2 separate regions of the Homo sapiens genome follow, and region 2 is linked to region 1. Evidence: chromatin contacts called from ENCODE Hi-C or POLR2A ChIA-PET data. All regions are on one chromosome and are shown on one strand. Each heading gives the region's core, a stretch centred on a gene start or an enhancer-like site at or near the end of the contact. The rest is flanking DNA. Distances are from core to core; before and after follow the strand shown. Region 1 has its middle 620 kb from the start of HINT1. Region 2 has its middle 450 kb from the start of HINT1.

Region 1 (3,354 bases), core at 313-2,812:
CTTCTAGGAGTGGTTTCATTTCCTTTTTGAAATTCCTCACTTCAGTACTTGTAAGAGGAGCATTTACAAAGCTGATCTCTCCCTGTCCCATGGGAACTTCCCTAAGAGGGAACACGCTAGATGCCTGCTGTATGGAAGGAATAGGGAAGTTCTCAATATTCTTCTTAAACTGTTCTAATTCTTTTCTTAAATTTGCATAAAAATTTAAAGGAGCAGTTGTTTCAACTCTCCCATGGTCTCCAGGTCTTTCTTCCTTTAACCCTCCTGCTGCCCCTTGATCTTCCTTTCCCCTATTTTGTGAGATGTATAGAGGAGACAAGCATGATAGGGGATCCCAGGGCTTTACACTGGGCAAGGGCTTTTACTAGGCTCTTTTTCTTCTTCTTTGAGGGGAAACATGGGGGCTAATTCCTTGATCCAGCGGAAAGCATAACCTATCTCTTCTTGTGAGGATGGGGTTTTATCATTCATATAGACAAAGCTCGGCACACCCAATTCTCATCTGAGCCAAACCTAGGCCAAAAGACTGAGGGCTTATGAATGGGGCCTTTGGGCCAGATAAAACACCAATACTTTATGATTTTTTGCTTTTCCTTGTCCCTGGTTCGTGGGTTGTCCCTCCAACCCTGCAGCATTCTCCCCAAAGGACTATTCAGGGAATATCAAAGTTTCTTTGCCTCCCTCTTTGTCCCCTAGGCTAGAATTTCTGTTTCCAATCTTTGGTCAGTCTCTGTGTCTGAGCATTTTCTGGTGTACTCAACTCCCACCCACACCCCGACTGGAGGTCTCTTGCACACCCCGAGAATCACTTCATCTATCTCTGGCAGTTTTCCCCATGGGAGAATGGAATCACGGATTGGGACACCACACTCGCTTCATATCTAGGATACATCTCAGTCACACACACTCAAACTCCAAAAATGTCCAACTCACCAAGGCAGCACTTATAGTCCAATTTTCCTACCTTTTCTCTTGCACAAGTTTGCCTCGTTCCTGCAGTGCCTGCATTTCTCCCCGTGTCACCTCTGCTGCCTCTAAATAACAGTCTTGGGTTTGTCTAGGTCTCTGCAGAGATCCAGGATGCCTGAACAGAGTGGGCCACCTAAATCAGGTGGGACGTTTCTCCCCTCTGTGCTGGAGTCCCACTACACACAGGCACAGAGATCCCAGGTGGTCCCCCAAGTTTGTGAGAAACACATTCACCCAACCAAACCCAAGGAATGGACTCTGAGACATGAAGAACAGTGGAAGCGAGACTTTTAATGGTGGTCTTGCAAGATCAGGTGTCTGGTAGGCAAGCACACCTGGGGCAGTTACAGTAGGTAATTTATCTCCTAACATGCAAGTCCCTCCCCCAGTTCCTCATTGGTCAAATACTAGGGGGTTACAATCTTCCAGAATGTCACCTAAGTTTCATTATCCCCCTTATCAGGTTATACCCTAGCCCCCTTCCCCACTTAAGTTTCAATTTCCCAGTAATGAAACTTTCTTCCCTTTTATGGGCGGACCCCTCCTCTACATTGTGTTCACTTATTGTGACCTTCTAGGTGCATGAGTCATGCAGTTAGTCACATCCGCAGGCTGGCTGCCAGTACTTAGATTTATCATGCCTTGAAAACGGACCATTTAAAATGTTTTCTCACAGAGGAGCAAAAGGGACAGCAAGGAGACAGTTGGGAAGATGTATTAATAGCCCAGGCAAAAAGAACTGTGGCTAGAACTAAGCAAAAACTGAGAACCAATCAAACTCGATTTTTTTTTTTGAAGGCTAAATCTATAAGATTTGCTGATGAATTGGGTATCGGTGATGATTAAAAAAGAGAATCAAGGATTACTCTTGACTCTGCTTGAGCAACTGGGTGGAGAGCTGGCTTATCAACAGAAATAGGAAAGTTGGATGGAGAAGAGAATCAGGCTTTCTTCTTAGGGCATTTCAGTGTGGCTGCCTAGGAAATGTCTAAGTGGATGTATCAAGTGAGCAGTTGGGCTACATTATTTCTCACTTCAGTGAGGAAGTCTGAACTACTGTTATAAAAAGAGAAGCTAAGAGAAGAAAATGTTTCAAGTTGGAAGGAGTAAACAACTTCATGGAATTCTGTTCAAAGAAGCCTGAGCACAGAGAAATAAGCACTATATTTGGAAATTCGATTATCCTGACAAAAGGATTTTCAATGGGTGGTGGGGATGGAATCCTAACGGGAGTGGACTGAGGCAGCAATAGAGGTTGCTGAAAAGGAGATTGTGATGGATGTGGTTTTAATTTGCAGTTTCCTGATGCTGACTGCCTTTTCAAGTGCTATTGATGATGTGTATATTTGTGTGTGTGTGTGTGTGTGTGAAGGGTTATTCAAATCTTTCAGTCATTTTGAGGGTTTTTTTTTTAATTGACTTATAGGACTTCTTTACATATTCTAGATACAATTCTTTTTGGCAAAATACAGTTTTTGCAAATATTTTTTCCATTCTGTGTCTTGCCTCTTTATTTCATGAATGTTGTTCTTTGCAAAAAATATGTATATTAATTTTGATGAAGCCCAAATTTATCCATTTTTTTCCTTTCATAAATAGTGCTTTTTATTAGAACTGCTGAGAAATCTAGCCTACCCTTACCTTTCATGAAAAAGTTCTTCTGACTTCTACAAACATTATGGTCCTGATTTCAGCTTTTATATACAACATATAATCCATCCAAGTCTGCTAAATGTGTCTACTTTTTTATCTATCGCTTATTTATCTGCTTCTGATTGTCTGTGTGTTCTTTATAATTATGCCTCTGCTACCTATATTTCAAAGCATTAAGATTGCCTTATTTTCAAACTTTCTATGTATAATGTAGAAAATGTATTGCCACACTTTCATTTTATCCATTCAGAGGATGAATCTTTTGATAAATTTGACCTTTTTACATATATATTAATAGTGTGATAGTGGTACTTTTTATATAATTTTATGTTTTATGTACTTTTTATTCATTTTTTCTCCTTTCCTGATTTCTACTGAATAGATTTGAATTATTTTCTGTCTGTTTAACACTTTTTAAATAGGAGGCGGAGTTCAGACACCAGACCAAAATGATGACTAGCTAAAACAGGTCCAGGTGGAAGCAGATTTCTATAAAACATGCCCACTGGTATGCCATGTCAGTTTACCATTGCCATGGCAACACTGGGCGGTTATTGTCCCTTTCCATGGCAATGACCTTGACAACCTGGAAGTTGACACCCTTTTCCTAAAATTTTCTGCATAAACCACCTATTAATTTGCATATAATTAGAAGTGGGTATAAATATTGAGTTCAAAACCACCTCTGAGCTGCTATTCTGGGCACACTGTCTATGGGGTAGCCCTGCTCCA
Region 2 (3,354 bases), core at 622-3,121, 160 kb after region 1:
TTCAAAAATTTGAAAAAGAGAAGAAACATTTCTGTAAAAAATAGTTCTTTCACGTAAAAAGAGTAGAAGAAAAATGTCAGAGATAAGGGGAGGGAAAGAATGAAAAGTCTGTGAGCAAGATGTCTGTCTCGTATGTTTGTGAGTCAGAGGAAGAATTGGGAAAAAAAAAAACCTATGGGGAGAGAGAAGGAAACAGATTGGGAGACTAATTTAAAGCAGAATCAACTAAAAGGAAGTTGAAGATTTGAAAAAATAAGACAGCAGCATCAAGAAGAGAAAGTCTGTTGAAAAGAGAAGCAATAAGAAAAACTTGTAGCAATTCATGTATATGACAAATTCAACCCACGTTTAAATAAAAATGCAAAGATTTCAAAAACACCAAAGAAGGATTTAATGAAAGGTTCTCATCACCCACAAATAATAAAGATTTTTTCCCTAACCTTTATTTTATTTATTTATGTTTTTGGACAAAGTGCATTTACTCTCAAATTTCTAAGCCTTATGTTGCTCTCTTGTACCATTTTCTCATTCATTTTACAATTATTCTTAAGGCCAAATAAGTTTTGACATGCAAATTTATGTTCTGTTCTTAAGTATGTTTCCCTCTTCCATCCCAAGAAGGTAGTTGGACTGCCATTCAAATTATCTATAAAAATTATCTAAAGTAGTACACTGAGAAAATATGCTTAGGCTTCTGGGTCTATGTATGTGATATCCTAGACGCCCCCCCAGATGTCATACTCACTGAAAGAAATTAAAGTTCTAGAAAGTAAATATTAATGCATATCAGTTCTTCCCTCAGCTGGCAAGAAACTAATCAATAATCAGAAGCCAAAAAATAAAGTGAAAGAACATTGCATAGGGATAGGTAAGTGTTCACCAACCCACCTGACTTTCACCTGGAGGCATCTGCTGAGCCTGGTGTCCCTGAGTATCTGTTCTGATGTTATGACAGGAACAGTGAGCCAAAGATTAATCCTAGCTCCTACAAGATGCAGAATCGAACAGAAGACTCCATATGCAGTTGGCACTCCAGAAGGCTATATCCCCAGTGCAAGGGTGAACTGGATATAAAAGCACATCAGAGAGGAAATCTGTTTGTCTTGATGGACAGAAAGAACAAAAAGAAATCCCCCTTATAAAGAGAACAGAATCACTGAGCCTCCAAAAGGTTTATAACTCAAGTGCTAAAGGGACTATTAGTAACAAAATAATATATTGGCTGTTATTTTTTAATATCCATTATCTTGACAAAATAAAGGAACCTATGTCCAGATTGTAGCAAAGAGAGGAATACTGAAAGAAAATGTATTTCTTTTATTGAACTTGGAAGAGACTGAATTCAGCAGCAGTATTCCTGTGTGGACAGAACAAAAGGATACAGACAAGAAATGTCCACTTTTGGGGCACCGAAAGGAATTTAATTAATAGCCTCACAAAGACAGAGATTGCAGGTAATTACTCAAGGCCCAACAGACACAGGGATCACTGAAGGAGTCCATGTAATTATTGAAGGAAAAAAAAATGTCCTTTCATGTTCTCTTTGCAGGATGCATGGCACCTGAGCACCATAGAGTCCTCATTCTCTCCTATTCTAACTACCCTAACTCTGATTTAAATAGCATCTCTGAAGTATCTACTCTGAAGCCAGCACTGAGATAAGCAAAGGTAACACAGAAATGAATGAGATATGCTCTGAACCCAGGAGGAGTATAGTCTGGGAGGAGAATGAATGAAGACTGATGCATTAGTTAAGTAACAGAAAAAATGATATGCAACAGATGTCTAGAATGGCAAAGTATGGTGGGAAAACAGGAGGCAGAAAATTAGCTTTGATGGAGACAGACAGTAGTTGTTTCTCAGCTGAATCAGAGGAAGGGGGCCCGAAGAAAAGGAGTAGAAGAGCTTATTTAGTGAGTAAGAATAAAAGAATGGTATTCCAGGAAGGAGTCATGGCATGGGAACAGGAACAAAGACGTGAAAGGACTTTGTGTGTTTACGTAAAGATAAAATGTGCTATAGGGTAAATCATCAGCCAAGTAGCAGCAGGAGCAGCTAGTTTCCCATGCAAGAAGCTGCCGGGCCAGGGGAAGTGGACTCCTCTGGTCAAGTTCTCCTCCACAGCAAGGAGAAAGATGAACCATTGCTGACTTAGGTATAGCAGTGAATCCCTGGGTATTTCTAGATACATTCGCCTGGGAAAACGCTATTAGCTACTAATTTGGGAAACATATGGAGTGGTAATTGGGGTTTGTGATGTGGGAGTACTGAGAAATTCACTTGCTGATAACACAAACACAGAGAGGACACAGGTGATGTCAGACTTATTATAGAAGGTTTTAAATTTGCATATGTATATAAAATGAGTTCTTTTACATCCCAAGAATCTATTAGAGGCCACAAAATGAAGACATGATGCATTCACTCATTTATCCAGAATTTTTAATCACTTACTGTGTATCAATTATAAGTCTAGTGCTGAAGGCATAGCAGTGAGGACAAGATCAATGCTCACATGGCATCCAATTCTACTAGAATCATCAAAAATTGATGAGTCTTGATGTAATTAGCTGCAGCAATTAAACAGATATGGTTCAAATGACATTGCAAACATGATGTGCATCAAGATAACCTGGATAGTTTTTTTTTAACAGAGCCTAGCTCCAGTCACTATCCATCTTGTGCTTTTTAAGAAGTTTCTCCGGGGAACTTTGATATGTAGTCAGGTTCAAGAAACAGTCACATAGATCATTGCTTCTCAAACCATCTGTGGTGAAAGTCCAAGGTGTTTTTTTTTCATGTTTGTCTTTTTTTAATTTCTGATCTATAGTAGACCAATATATTATAAAATACAATAAGAAGTTATGAGAGATTCTGCTTGGATATCTCAGTAAAGTCAAATTGCTCCAAAAGTTCCTAATTGTTTACCCTCAATTCCTGTACCTCCCTAATTGTGGTGGGCAGGTATCAGTTTGCATAGCAGCTCCAGAACATTTTGAGTAGTACTGGTCTAAATTACAAGTGGTTTTGAAATTCATAAAGGAACGTCAATGTTGTTTTGTGACCCAGGAAGACAGCACAAAGAAGGTAGAGGTAAGAGGGAGAAAAACCACTCAAGGAAGAATAGCATTCACAAAGACACAGAGAAAACCCTACTTCTTAGGGTAGTTGTCATCAACTATGCAGTAAATGTTTGTGTATGGTATTATCTTAGCAACTATAGAAATTAAACAAGTGAATCCTCATTTCTGAGAGACTGGTTGTCTAAGTCAGTGAAACAACTAAACACAGCTCATGTTGGTACAAAGTAATTTTTATATTTACAAAATATTACAGACATGTACCCATATATAC

What was found. Hi-C counts contacts between places; a loop is a spot of excess contacts on that map. ChIA-PET counts read pairs that join two places held with the same protein, here RNA polymerase II (POLR2A). Pooled maps may share reads with other maps.
Region 2: a loop to region 1 is called in a map of endothelial cell of umbilical vein, with 2.6 times the contacts of the local background. The contact joins two enhancer-like sites. A Hi-C loop is called at or near these places in 5 of 168 maps with a recorded cell type or tissue (Caco-2, Calu3, PC-3 and 2 more) and 3 of 50 pooled maps. POLR2A ChIA-PET finds 5 or more read pairs at or near these places in 2 of 52 experiments (PC-3 and PC-9).

Annotation. Positions count from the first base shown.
Region 1 is chr5:130,548,474-130,551,827 of GRCh38, forward strand. No RefSeq gene overlaps it. Among named protein-coding and RNA genes, the nearest start is that of HINT1, 620 kb to the right of the region's middle. Within about 2 kb of position 1,563, at least 4 of the 41 ENCODE cell types and tissues checked have a DNase peak (open chromatin) inside an H3K27ac peak, as active enhancers do; they include PC-3 and endothelial cell of umbilical vein, where a contact is called at or near this core.
Region 2 is chr5:130,708,805-130,712,158 of GRCh38, forward strand. No RefSeq gene overlaps it. Among named protein-coding and RNA genes, the nearest start is that of HINT1, 450 kb to the right of the region's middle. Within about 2 kb of position 1,872, at least 2 of the 41 ENCODE cell types and tissues checked have a DNase peak (open chromatin) inside an H3K27ac peak, as active enhancers do; they include PC-3 and endothelial cell of umbilical vein, where a contact is called at or near this core.